Regions from separate parts of the Homo sapiens genome. Here regions 2 and 3 are each linked to region 1. A link is a contact called in ENCODE Hi-C or POLR2A ChIA-PET data. All regions are on one chromosome and are shown on one strand. Each heading gives the region's core, a stretch centred on a gene start or an enhancer-like site at or near the end of the contact. The rest is flanking DNA. Distances are from core to core; before and after follow the strand shown. Region 1 has its middle 15 kb from the start of LINC01827. Region 2 holds the start of GLS (glutaminase). Region 3 holds the start of STAT4-AS1 (STAT4 antisense RNA 1).

Region 1 (4,522 bases), core at 856-3,355:
AAATGGGTCTCACTTTACACACTGAGGAAGGCAGGATTTATTGACCTAAACAAAAATCTTTAAGAGCCCTCTTGCTCTATTATTTTCTAATTCTTCAGTTTATCTATTGCATTTTCTCCTTTATTTTTATTATTTTTTGAAATATGATTTTTGGCACATTGATTTAATTTTCTAGTGGTTAAATTATTTGAGACATCATTTAAATTCTTTAAAAATCAGGCCAGGTGTAGTGGCTCATGACTGTAATTCCAGCACTTTGGGAGGCCAAGGCGGGCAGATCACTTGAGGTCAGGAGTTTGAGACCAGCCTGGCCAACATAGTGAAATCCCATCTCTACTAAATAAATAAATAAATAATTTAAAAATCTAAAAAGGAGGCAAGCATGGAGGCTCACACCTGTAATCTCAGCTACTTAGGAGACAAAGGCAGGAGGATCACTTGAGTTCAGGAGTTTGAGACCAGCCTTGGCAATATAGCAAGAAACCATCTCTAAAAAAAAAAAAAAAAATGAAAAGAAAAGAAACAAAAAAAACTAAAAAGGATATAAACTTTTGATTCTAATGCTTTATATAGCAAACATATGATTTAGAATAATTTAAATTATTACATTCAAAATATGTGTTTACTTCAAATATATTTTCAGAAACCTTAAACAATAAAAGTAAATAAATAATGCTTTTTAGCCTCATCCATCTAAAAGCAGGTAGATGGGGAGATGACTCATGACCCAGAACCCCAAGATTCTCAGGTCATGGTCACCTTTTGCCACTCTCACCACCACCTCCAACAAAGCAGTGGAAAAGCCTATATGCTGACCTTGTGGTCCAAGGAGATTTAAAGTGTGGTGGGGCATTGTGGGTTGAACAGTATCCCCAAAAAGATTTGCTCAAGTCTGAACCCCTAAAACCTACAAATGGGACCTTATTTGGAAACAAATAAGAGCCTCGGTGATATAATCAAGTTAAGATGAGGTTATACTGCATTAGAGTATATTTACGGAAAGAGGTATGAACATTCTGACAATCAGTATACACTACTGGTAGGAGTGTAAATTCGTTCAACCCTTGTGAAAAGCAGCATGGCAATTCCTCAAAGAGCTAAAAGCAGAACTACCATTCTACCCAGCAATCCCATATATATCCAGAAGAATATAAATCATTCTACCATAAAGACACACACATGCAAATGTTTATTGCAGCACTATTCACAATAGCAAAGATATAGAATCAACCCAAATGACCATCAATGACAGATTGGATAAAGAGAATGTGATACTTATATACCAGGGAATACTATGCAGCTATAAAAAAAGAACAAGATCATGTCTTTTGCGGGAACATGGATGGAGCTGGAGACTATTATCCTTAGCAAACTAATGGAGGAACAGAAAACCAAATACAATATGTTCTCACTTATAAGTAGGAGCTAAATGATAAGAACTACGAACACAAAGAAGGAAACAAAAGACACTGGGACCTACTTAAGTGGGGAGGGCATCAGGAGGGAAAGAAGCAGAAAAGGTAACTATTGGGTACTTGGCCTAACACTTGGATGATAAAATAATGCATACAACAAACTCCCATGACATTGGTTTACCTATGTAACAAACCTTCCCATGTACCCCACAAACCTAAAATTAAAAGTTTAAACAAGGGGAAAATTTAGACATACACAGAGACAGGGCCATTTGATGATGGAGACAGAGATTGGAGGGTTGCAGCTGCAAGCCAAGCAATGCCAAAAATGTCAGCAAGCACCAGAAGCTAGGGGAGCGGCCCAGGTCAGTTTCTCCCTTAGGGCCTCCAAAAGGAACCAACCCTACCAACGCTGATTTTAGACTCCCAGCCTCCACAACCGTGAAACAAATACAGATGTTTAAGCAACCCAGTTTGTGGTGTCTTGTTACAGCAGCCCTAGGAAACTAAAACTGGGAGCATCAAAGCCATTTCCTGCTCTATTGTGTCCTCGTCCCACAGATGAGCCTAGAAATGCCTGACTTGGCTATGTAAAAATACAGAGAACTTGCCACTTTCATGAGAGGCTGACTGCTCATGAACTGTCACAGGACAGGTGCACTTCATCAGCCTCAGCTCATGCTTTACTCATGGTCTTTGTTGGTTCCTTTGAAAGCAGGATGTGGTTTGCCCCAGCTTCCCTCCTTCTTGGAACCAGCATGTAACGCATACTTGTTTTGAGAGTTTTTTTTTTATTATTATTACTATTGCAGAGAAACAGGGCTTTAAAAAGATTCAAAAGCATTTCAAAACTATGAAAATCTCCCAAATATATAAGTGGTATATGTGGGCTTTGCTGAGATGTCATTGCAGTTTGGCCTGTTTATTGTCATCTGGTACCTGCTCCATAAGGATGACAGTTATTATTTGTAGAATCATTCCATGAGCCACTTCTAAAGATGCAGCTTTATTAGGCCACTGAAAATGGAAAGATGAGATACAGTCTCTGATCTCACAGAAATTACACTTCAGAAGGGACAGAAATATTTAAGCAAATCAGGGCAATAGGTGTTAAAAATTAAAAAGTGTACGTGGCATATTGAGGTGGCATAAGTTAGGTATCATTAATAATTTCAAGAATAAAATGATCTTGAATTGAGATTTGGAAAATATAGATATTTGTCAAGTAGGCGAGGCGAGAAAGGGCATTCCAGCATGGGCAATGGTCCAGGTATGTACACACACATACACACTCACACACACATTGGCAAATTTGAGGGAACTGCAAGTAGTTTATTGTGGGTAGAGTAATATAAAATAGAATTGAAAGCAAGTTTTTTAAAATGAGCCTAAGGGAATACGATAGTAGCAAGAGAGAACTTTGTTCAGAAAATTATTGCATACGTTTCTATTTTTTTTTTCTTGTTTTTGAGACAGGGTCTCACTCAGTCGCCCAGGCTGGAGTGCAGTGGCAAGATCTCAGCTCACTGCAGCCTTGACCTCCCGAGCTCAAGCGTTCCTGCCACCTCAGCCTCCCAAGTAAGTTTCTGAGACTATAGGTGTGCGACACGAAGCCCAGCTAATTTTTTTTTTTTTTTTTTTTTTTTTTGTAGAGACTGGGTTTTGCCATGTTGCTCAGGCTGGTTTTAAACTCCTGAGCTCAAGTGGTCTGCCCACCTCAGCCTCCCAAAGTGCTAGGATTACAGGTGTGAGCCACCATATCCAGCCAGGTTTCTATAGTTTTTTTTTAATAGGTAGCTTTCACATGTGACTCCATGCATCAGAGTAGGTAATTCAAAGAAGAGAACCTCATCAGTTAAGACTCACAATATCATAAGGTAAAAACTAATCCTTTGCTCAAAAGAATGAGAAAAATATTTACTATAATCCCAAAGTGTAGTTGTGGTGGCAGAAGGGAAGAAGAGAAAGGAACAGAAATGAAACAAAAATGATCAGGAGGTAGAGTACACTGGACAAAATAACTGTAGGATGGCTCCCAGTTTTCTTGCATTGGTGACAAGGAGAATGGAGACACTGTAAGCTAAAGGCAAGAAAGACAGTGAGTTCAGTTGTGGGAATATCAACTGTTTAATACCCTATGGGGAAATACTAGTAAAGTTGTCCAGTGAGCATCAGGGATGACGAACTCAGATGACAGGCATGATTGGAATTAGAGATATCAAATGAGCTTATAGTTAGAAGTTGAAGCTAAAAAAAAAAAATGGATAAGCTCAGTCAAATGGGCTTGTAGACTAAGAAAAGAAGGTATGTAATGATTAAGAGCATAGGCTCTGGAGCCAAAATGCTAGCGTCTGGATCATAGCTCCATTACTAGCTAGCCATGTGATCTTAGGCAAATTAACTTCTCTGTTTCAGTTCCTGCAATTATGAGGTTGTGAAAATTAACTGAGTTATTTTATGTAATGTACTTAGAAGTGTGCCTGACCCATAGTAAATATTCAATAATCTGTGAAGAGAGAAAATGGGGACATGGGAAAAGAGAGAGGCAGAGACAGAAAAAGATTGGTGAGAAAGACAGCCAAGGAAAAAAGCGCAATGAAAAGCAGTATACAAGCAGTGGACAAAGAGAAGGGGGCTATAAGAAAGGCTGGAAAGGTGCTAAAGGACGAAAGAAATTAAAACCAGCAAGGAATGTAAGAATCTCAAGATGAAGTGTTGGTTCAAAAGTTGGATCTTGCTGGGTGCGGTGGCTCACGCCTGTAATCCCAGAACTTTGAGAGGCAAGGCAGGCAAATCACTTGAGGTCAGGAGTTCAAGACCAGCCTGGCCAACATGGTGAAGCCCTGACTCTACTAAAAGTACAAAAATTAGCCAGGCATGGTGGAGTGTGCCTGTAATCCCAGCTACTCGGGAAGCTGAGGCACGAGAACTGCTTAAACCCAGGAGGTGGAGGTTGCAGTGAGCGGAGATCTGGCCACTGCACTCCAGCCTGGGCAACAGAGTGACACCCTGTCTCAAAAAAAAAAAAAAAAAAAAAAAAAAAAAGACATTAAGAGTCCACCGGATTGGTATTTGGGTCAGTAGGAGCTCTCCGAGAGTACAGCACA
Region 2 (4,522 bases), core at 1,127-3,626, 4.7 Mb before region 1:
TTTTATACTTTTTACATGATGATTACATGAGTTTATGTAATGATATAATTCAATTTAACATAACTGAAACTTCAAAGTTGTGTAATGGTTACAAAGTTGTAGATAAAAATATCTTTAAAGATTAAAAAATTATATAAGATGAAGAAAAGAATCAAATGAAAGTATTGAGTCACATTTTTATTCTATTTATAATAGTTTCTTTGCTGTCTATAACCTTTTCATTAGCCTTCTCAAACAAGGGGTTAAATTTCAGTGGACTCAATTCTTCCAAATTTTGGGAGTAATATCTATCCATTCTCACCAAAAGCAGAAAGTCTGGAAACTACCAGAAAATAAAACTCTAGAAACTAGAAACTCTAGAAAATAATCTGTTACTAGGTTAGCTTTCTTATTTGTTAAGTGAACTATAAAGCCTTTAAACCTTTAAATATCTAAAACAATTTTCATAAGAAACTCAGAGAAATTAAGGGAGAAACTGAGAGGAAAACAGTAACTGGATTGTCAGTTGCTTTGTGTTGTTGAGAAAAAAGAGGCAGTTAAAATTGATAACTAATTGCAGCTAATATATTGGACAATATTAAAGTCTGCAAGTCATTAACAAGTCAGGGTTAGGCAGGGGTAATATTTGTTACCTTTCCTCTGAAACTTGATGTCTCTATTCCTGAATATATCATTACTTTGATTCATCAACATTTTTGGACAAGTAACATTAGTAATAAAAGCTATCTAAGTACTTTCCCATTGTCCTGCTTTTTTTTTTTTAAATAAAAAAGGTGACTATGTTTTACACATGATAGTTTTTTCCATGTTCTTCTGGTTAAAGAGCAGATAGAAAAAAAAAACTTAAAACACGGCAAGGCTGTAACATGCCAAAGGTCACATAACCTGTAGGTACAGCCAGATTTCCTAATTATTAATCTATTGAAATATTTTACAGTTCACTAGATTACTAAATCCGGTTATCAATTAATGATGCACCTGACATACACCCTTCTAGTTTCATAAAAATCACCTCATTAGGCCGGGCGTGGTGGCTCACGCCTGTAATCCCAGCAATTTGGGAGGCCCAGGGGGTGCAGATCCCTCGAAACCAGCCTGGGCAACCTGGCGAAACCCCGTCTCTACCAAAAATACAAAAAAAAAAAAAAAAAAAAGCAGGTGCTGGCTGAGGTGGGAGGATCACCGGGGCCCCTGAGTTCAAGGCTGCAGTAAGCCGTGATCGCGCCACTGCACTTCAGCCTGGGCGACAGAGTGAGACCCTTTCTCAAAACGAACACACACAACAACACAGTAACAACACACCAACCCCCAAAACATCTTATTAAACTCTGTGGATCTACTCCATTTAAACCTAATTGTTTCAGGAAATAGTCTAAAAACATTTTTTTGTCCTGGAATGTAATGTGTATGTAGCCTCAGGGAATAACTCAGTTTATCAGGTTCTTGGCTGTTTTTCCACAGGTCCAAAAGGATAAATGGATAAAGTGATGCTGAAATAACTTAGAGAACCCGTATTCCAACGCTTCTATTTTAAAACAGTGAAGCAGTTTTTAAAATAGAAAAGTATCTACAGTTTTGCTTTCAAGCAAATAGCGTTAACGGAATCATTGCTATTCAAAACTATTTTTGAAGTATCGGTGTACATTTAAAAAAAATAATTTTTAAAAAAGAAAGCTGTCGTATTCTGGATTCCGCAACCCCCCCACCCCGCCTCGCCACTCGTCGCCCTCCCTCCACCTCCACCCTCCCATGGCTTAAGTCGCATAGCTGAAAGGATTTTGCTCATTTTTTCCAAAACACTTCACGTCTGGGTAGTAGCCAATCATGGAAAGTTTCAAGCAAATGTTACATTTGGGAGAGGGATGAAGCTTGTCCGGGGCTGCTCTCGGAGGAGTCGCCAGACGCCCTGACCTGGGGGCCAGATGCGAGCTGGGATCGGCTGAGTTCCGACAGCTCGGCCAGACTCAGCCCTGCCAAACCTGCTGACCTCACTGCCCTCGGCTGCGGGGGATCTCGCCCATGAGTCTCCCCAACAGCTCGAATTCCCAGAGTGGAGGAGCCCACTGCTTCATAAATGCGAGAACCCAGAGCCCCTAGTACCCAACTAGGCTAGCCTCGGAGTTGGCACGGCGTGCAGAAAGTGGCTACTGAGCAGCCGGGCCTGGCTCACCCGCTTCACACGTCAGTTTGACTCCTCTCCCCGCCCCCCACCAATCCCCCGCCCTACTCTCCGCGCACCCAGAGCCGAGAGAAATTTGACTGCCCTAATCGCCAATCAAAAGAGAGGTCGAGGATTTGAGCCAATCGCAGCGGGCGAAAGGGGCGGGCCGTCGGCGAGCGCTGAAGGTCTCTAGCCCTCCCCTGCGCTTTAGCCTCAGTGCGGAGCCTTAGGCGGAGCGAAGAGAACCGGTCGCGGCAATCCTAGCGCGCAGCAGCAGCAGCAGCAGCAGCAGCAGCAGCAGCAGCAGCAGCAGCACCCGCATCCGCTGCGGGAGTCCGAGCCGGAACCACACCCAAGTAGCTGCCCTTTCCTCTTCTGTCATCTCACCGCCCCACCACAGACCGCGTTCCCCGAGGAAACCGGCCGCCCACGCCCGGAGCATCCTCCCCTGTTGAGCGGGCGCTGACGGACCCGGCGGCATGATGCGGCTGCGAGGCTCGGGGATGCTGCGGGACCTGCTCCTGCGGTCGCCCGCCGGCGTGAGCGCGACTCTGCGGCGGGCACAGCCCTTGGTCACCCTGTGCCGGCGTCCCCGAGGCGGGGGACGGCCGGCCGCGGGCCCGGCTGCCGCCGCGCGACTCCACCCGTGGTGGGGCGGGGGCGGCTGGCCGGCGGAGCCCCTCGCGCGGGGCCTGTCCAGCTCTCCTTCGGAGATCTTGCAGGAGCTGGGCAAGGGGAGCACGCATCCGCAGCCCGGGGTGTCGCCACCCGCTGCCCCGGCGGCGCCCGGCCCCAAGGACGGCCCCGGGGAGACGGACGCGTTTGGCAACAGCGAGGGCAAAGAGCTGGTGGCCTCAGGTGAAAAGTGAGTGTCTCCGCGAGGCGCAGGAGGCCTCGTTCCTTTCGGGGCCCGGGCTCAGGCTGTGTGGGGCCCTGCGGTGGGGCGGGATAGGAGCCGAGGGTCTAGAAAAGAGAAAGAAAGAGGTGCCGGGCGGCCTGCGCCGTCTGCGCCATGTGATTAGGCCCGGCCCCGCCCGCGCCTTCCCCGCCCGCAACCCTCCGCCAGGCACCCACTTCCCTTCTCCGCCCCCGGCGGGGGTCGCCCTGGTGGGGCCGCGGTGGGGCCTGATGGGCTCGCCTGGCGTCCCCAGCGCCAGAGAGGCCGCTCCCCTGCCCGCGCTGCGTGCTCAGCTCCCTGGCTTGCGGCTGCAGCGCCTGGCCGCCCGCCCCAGCCATTCGTGGGCGATGCTGCACGAACATCTCCACCGAGTGACATTTAGGAGTTGGGCGTTCAGCAGAGCCTTTACCTTCCTGACTTGTCGCTTTTCCTGGCTCGTTTCCGCTCTGCCTGCCCTCCCTTGGTTTCTGCCATCATCCGGTTGGAAGCCAGATGTGACAGAGAGCTCTTTATATTTCGGGAGTGGCTACCTCAGGCACGTGTAGAGCCATCTGGGGCACCGGAAACAATGTTTCAGAAGTGAGATTAGGAGGAATCCGGTCATGTGGCCGAGAAGATGGGGCACGCAGTATAGACCACCTGTTTGCATAAGGGACCAGCTTTGGCTTGTCAGGTCTTCCGTGAGATGGGGAGATTTTTAGAAATAAAAGTTAAATAGCCAAGATGAAATGTGACGTAATACACTAACTCAGTGAAAAATCTGAGTTGAGTAGGTTTTGTGACTTCATTGTGATAGGATGTTGACTCATCCTGTATGTGTACGGCACAGTAGTTTAGTCTTAAAGCAAAACTGGTTTTTCTTAAACAATATGCAAAGCAGTCTCCTATATATTTTTGTCTTGTGTAATACAAATGGACCACTTTGTTTTCCCAAAATGGGTAAAAATTTACGGATCTGCTTTCATTATACCTTACTCTTTTTCTGGCTTTGTACGCTGACACTCTAACCTGTTTTGCTTCCCTTTTATTTCTGCTGCTATTTCCAGCTCTAGAGTTCCTTAAGTCAAACTGAAAGTGAGAACATTGTTATAATTTCAATCTCACGCCTGCTTGATGTTTTCCTGTAATTGAAGTTGGGACCTTCCAGAAACTTTTCTAAAGTTCTTCTCCCAGACTGAAAAAGATTATTTGAAAAAAATCACTTGATGATGGGCGAAATTTGTGGTATTTTGTGATGTTGGTTTTGTGCCACAAAATAGCGTCCTGACCATGGACAGGTTATTTAATATCTTGGGTTAGATGACTTAAATCCTTTCAAGTTCTAAAAAGCTATACTTCTGTTAAATTTGTACTTCTCTCATGTTTTAGGGACTAGAATGATAATTTAATCTCATCTGGGACTCACTTTTACTTTAACATCATCCGGTTTACCAAGGAAGTAACGAGTTTACATGCAAGTGCCC
Region 3 (4,522 bases), core at 1,142-3,641, 4.5 Mb before region 1:
GTGTCCTTACCACATTCCTATTAAAAAAAACTTACTGGCTCTGTGCTTTCTTTACAGCCTTGATCTATTTCAAAATGACAGCTACAAATCTGATGAACCAATCTGTAGTAATATGTTTTAACTTTCCCTCTCCTTCCAGCTACCATTTTGCATTTCAGCTATATTGTCCCAATGTTTCTAATAATGTTATAAGCTAAATATCTGATAGTAGGAATTTCTAAAAATTCCAGTCAATGCCTCTTCACCTCTCCTCCTTTCTGTAAGGCTTGCTATTATACTGTGAATGTCACTTCATCAGTGTAAACTGTATTTGTTCATCTGTAATATAATAGAATTGAAATAAAAGATTTCTATCATTTCTTGTAGTTCTCTGGATTTGGGTTTTGTACAGTCACTTACCTGTCTTGGTGTGTGTATTTTCTTTCCAGTTAATAAGTACAAGAGGCCTCCTACATAGCAGCTGGTTAAAATGCAGGGATGCATATCACGGTTTGAACAAAACTGCAATATGTACATGACATATTTCATCCCAATATGGAGGAAAGCTATGAATACTTTTAGGAAAATGGCCATATGCAAGCAAGCTGTGTTCTTTACATGAAGGAAAAATAACACATCGACCAGAATTATATTGACGATTATAATGTAGGGAACACAATCTTTTTTTGGAAGTTTTTATAATATTCTTGAACTTACAGAAATCTGCTATAAGGAAGTGATCAGATATAGATGAAAGATTTATGCAGAATGATGTTCATAGCAGCTTCATTAGTAACAGTGAAAAATCAGAAACTGAATTTTCCAACTGTCAGTTAAAGCACAATTCATATAGTAGAATATCAAAGTTAGGCTCTCAAAGACTATTTAATTTCACATTGGAAAATATCCACGTATAAAATTAAATGAAAATGAAGGAAAGAAAACATAGACAGTATTATCCTATTATTGTAATAATATATAGAAATGTAAATAAATGGAAACAGAGAGGGAGAAGGAAAAATACTCTAAAATGTTAATGTGTCTGGGTAGTAAGATATGTCTATGTAATTTATTTTCAGTGTTTACCATGAGCACTATCACATTCGCGGTCAAAAACCGCTCAGGAACGCTTTGGAGCCCTAGCTTTCCGAGCGCAGGTAGAGCAGCCCGGGCCCGCCCACGCCCCTGGCTTTGCGCGGTGCAGTTTGAACCGCTTCGGAAACAGCTGGCCCGGCGCGCGCGGCGGGAGGGACGCGAGTGCTCGGAAGAGCCGCCCCACGTGCTTTCGGGGAAACTGCCCGGGAGCGAGAAGGACTGGGATTGAGAGGAAACCGAAAAGCGAAAGTTAGAGCCTGCGGGAGCAGTACGCAGGCGCAGCACGCAGGCGCAGCGGGGCTTTCCCGCAGCCCGCTTCCTCCCAACGGTTTCTCCCTGGCGGCGGGCGCACTGCTCGCACGCTCGCCCTGGGGCTGCAGATCGGCTTGCGGGACGGGGTCCCAGAGAGGCCGGTCCACGCGGCCCGCACGCGCGAGTGTTAGCTCTGCACACGACGGAAGGCGGAGGCGCGGGTGGCTGCCGTTTCACCTTAGAGGGAGGGAGGGAAACGTGTCCTGATTTCTGCACCTAAGGTGCTGGAAACCTTACCCTTGCACTTCCACCGTTTCTTTCCTTGTCCTGAAAAGGTCTCTTTTACCCGCTTCACTTCGCTATCTACACAGTTTGCACTTGCACTGACTCAGATCTTGTCCTGTCTGGTAAGCTGTGACCCTCAGCCAGCCTGGGTAGCTGCCCTTGAACCAGAGGTTGGGGTCTGGCAGTTTCTATAGGCGTCCTCAGGCTCGGTCTGCAAGGGGCTTGCCTCTTTCTTCTGGGGTCTTCTCGCCCCCATGCCTTCTCAGTTGTGGTGATTATACCAGAAGGAACGTGGGAGAAGTATAATGGAGAATGCTTAGTCACTGGACAATGATTTCGAAAGTTCGGCTGGCTGAGGAAACAAGAGTTTTGTGTAATGTCTGTGACTTACTCAATGGTTCTAGGAGGCACGAGACTGAGTTTCTTTGGGCTCTGCTCGCCTACTCTTAAGGGGCTCTACCTTCTTAGGGTGAACTCGGCACCCACCTAGAACCTCCAGTGTGTGAAAGGGCCTACCTACCTCATTGGGCCCCAACCTCCAGCCTCTTGTGAGAGTGACGACCAGCCCCAAAATGGCTGCACACAAACAAGACCCTAAGGTACAGAGTCCTACTATGCAAATAGACGTTTATTTTCCCCTGTTAGAACAACACAGGACCAGCTATGTAATTTGCAGGGAGGGCCCGTTGCAAAATGAAAATGTGGGGTCCCTTACTCAAAATTAATGAAGAATTTCAAGAAGGCAACAGGAGAGCATGAAGCCAAGCGTGGAGCCCTTCTGAGTGCCTGCCCTGTGGAAGCCAGACCTAGGTGGGGAATTTGGGGGCATTTCTTGTATAGCAACCTTGTTCGATGTTCACTTAAATGAAGAAACAAATTTTATAACACCACTCACCTGTTTAAAAGCCTCTGCTGGCTTCAATTTGCAATAAGAATCCAGGGCCCGCCAATTTGGGCTCACCTACCCCTCTTACTCATCTTATCTCACCCCATACTTCACTAGGCTCCCCTCAATCCCCTTAGCCTCTTTCTGTTCCTCAGATACCCCAAGTTTTTACCTGCCTGAGCCCTATGCATACATACACTGGTCTTTTGGGATGCTGTTTTCCTGACTGTGTTCATGGACTGCCTCCTTCCCATTCTCTAGGTCTCAGTTCAGTCATCATCTCCTCAAAGACACCCTCATTGATTGCTTCTTCCAGTGACTGTATCACACTTGCAATCCTCATAACACTTGTTAAACCTATCCCTGTTTATTATTTGTCTGTTTTCATCTCTCCTCGCCAGCGTGTAAGTTCACAACAGGAGGGAGTTTGTTCTGTGTTAACAGCCTTTTCCATCCAGTATTCCATGAGACAATTCAGTCTAATCCCCCAGGGTATCTATGTGTGTAATGAATTCCCTGCTCTCCTGTATATCTAGAATGTCACTGTATGCCATCCCTGGGAGAACTGAGAAAATCGTCAAGCAAATCACTTTCTGTGTCTTGTGGTTCAGAAACCCTGGTTAAGCAAAGCAATGCCTGATACAGGCATTTTCAAATATTTCAAAAATATTTTTTGAATGAATAAATGAACGTCACTGACCAACACTGAGATCAGGAATCACAGGTTAATTCAGCCATTCAGATCTCAGCACTGGCTCTAAGACCTATCGAGCCACAATTGAGGGGGGAAGAGAATAATGAGCATGCATAGCGCAAAAAACTTCCCTAAAGGACTTTTAATGAGAGCTCTACTCCTTCACACCCCTTCCAACCTCTCCCCTCTCTCTGCCCTCTCTGGACGGCAGAGTTCTTTCCGTTTGCGGCAGTCTATCAGTCTGTGAGATGTCTAAGAAGATGACTGTCAAGCCTGACATAAGAGTGTTGTGGAGGACTTTTTTTTTTTTTGAGTCGGAGTCTTGCTCTGTCGCCCAGACTGTAGTGCAGTGGTGCCATCTCGGCTCACTGCAAGCTCTGCCTCCCGGGTTCATGCCATTCTTTGTGGAGGACTTTTACTAGGGGCAGAAGTAGTAATGCCCTTGAGTGTAATGGAGAGTTTAGGGGAAATTTCAGGAACACTTGGTTCATCTATGAGTAGGTAGATGTCTAGGATGTTAGGCATGCATGAGATAATACCTAGCATCAAAGGGAAGTTAGAGTGAGCTTATAAACTGTAATTCTAGACAATGTCTATTGGAAGTTCAGGGTGAGGTAGGGAGGAAGTCCTCTCTGTGTGATCAAAAGCAAGTGTGTTTTGGTTAATCAGGATGAAGCATAACATTGGGGGCTGTTTCATGATTTTAGAGTTTGGAGCTGTTAGGAAGAGAATTTCAGCTTAGTTTTGCAGGCAGCCCAAGGAGCAAAGGAAAGGAAGGAACTAATGACTGTTCTTGATGTGTCCAAACACCAAATCATTAATAAATATTTATTCAGGGCCAGATTGTACTAGATTCCAGGGATATAACTGTGAGCAGGGCTGTCTTGGTCCATGTACATACAGAGCTTGCTTAGAGTCTATTGAGGAAAATAGATGATATCATTTACACCAAAGGAGATAAGCACTGTGCCGGGGATGTAGAGGATGCTATGGAGGAAGCGTGGCATGACCTGAGCCATGCGCACACATGCGTGTGTGTGTGTGTGTGTATGTATGTGTGTGTGTTTGGCAGGAAGGCTTTCCAGAGCCTGAAGAATGCGTAAACATTATCCAGGTGCAGGGATATATGGGATGGGGTTGGAGAATTGAGAGGATGTGGCAGGGGAAACAGAGAGAACATGGGCCATCAAAGAAACTGAAAGTAGTTCAGTCAGTCTTGTGTGCAGATGTTTTGGTGGATAAGAAGCTGTTGGGGAGGAGTGAAGAGAGATGAGTTGAAGACTAAGAGGGGACTAAATAATACGTGACTTTGGAAAGATCTGTTGCGAATT

The links. A loop is a pair of places that touch in the nucleus more often than their neighbours do. ChIA-PET counts read pairs that join two places held with the same protein, here RNA polymerase II (POLR2A). Pooled maps may share reads with other maps.
Region 2: a map with no recorded cell type shows a loop between it and region 1 (19-fold over the local background). The contact joins the promoter of GLS here to the enhancer-like site in region 1. A Hi-C loop is called at or near these places in 3 of 37 single-sample maps with no recorded cell type and 7 of 50 pooled maps. POLR2A ChIA-PET finds 5 or more read pairs at or near these places in 1 of 52 experiments (BJ).
Region 3: a map with no recorded cell type shows a loop between it and region 1 (17-fold over the local background). The contact joins the promoter of STAT4-AS1 here to the enhancer-like site in region 1. A Hi-C loop is called at or near these places in 2 of 37 single-sample maps with no recorded cell type and 8 of 50 pooled maps. POLR2A ChIA-PET finds 5 or more read pairs at or near these places in 1 of 52 experiments (OCI-LY7).

The regions. Positions count from the first base shown.
Region 1 is chr2:195,557,691-195,562,212 of GRCh38, forward strand. No RefSeq gene overlaps it. Among named protein-coding and RNA genes, the nearest start is that of LINC01827, 15 kb to the right of the region's middle. RefSeq lists an enhancer at 1,921-1,970. Within about 2 kb of position 2,106, at least 13 of the 41 ENCODE cell types and tissues checked have a DNase peak (open chromatin) inside an H3K27ac peak, as active enhancers do; they include OCI-LY7, where a contact is called at or near this core.
Region 2 is chr2:190,878,445-190,882,966 of GRCh38, forward strand. It overlaps GLS (glutaminase), which reads left to right and starts at 2,377. Exons shown (of 18, transcript NM_014905.5): 1 at 2,377-3,026. The coding sequence starts at 2,641. It overlaps LOC124906110 (a long non-coding RNA gene), which reads right to left and starts at 3,544. Exons shown (of 2, transcript XR_007087791.1): 1 at 3,469-3,544; 2 at 1-3,124. RefSeq lists enhancers at 1,765-1,904, 3,301-4,500, 3,665-3,854 and silencers at 2,175-2,434, 2,775-2,834, 2,885-2,974, 3,035-3,344.
Region 3 is chr2:191,019,135-191,023,656 of GRCh38, forward strand. It overlaps STAT4-AS1 (STAT4 antisense RNA 1), which reads left to right and starts at 2,392. Exons shown (of 3, transcript NR_136318.1): 1 at 2,392-2,421. It overlaps LOC124900514 (a long non-coding RNA gene), which reads left to right and starts at 1,409. Exons shown (of 2, transcript XR_007087796.1): 1 at 1,409-2,210. LOC107985785 (a long non-coding RNA gene) reads right to left here. Exons shown (of 2, transcript XR_001739163.1): 2 at 4,006-4,522. RefSeq lists enhancers at 1,072-1,521, 1,665-2,282.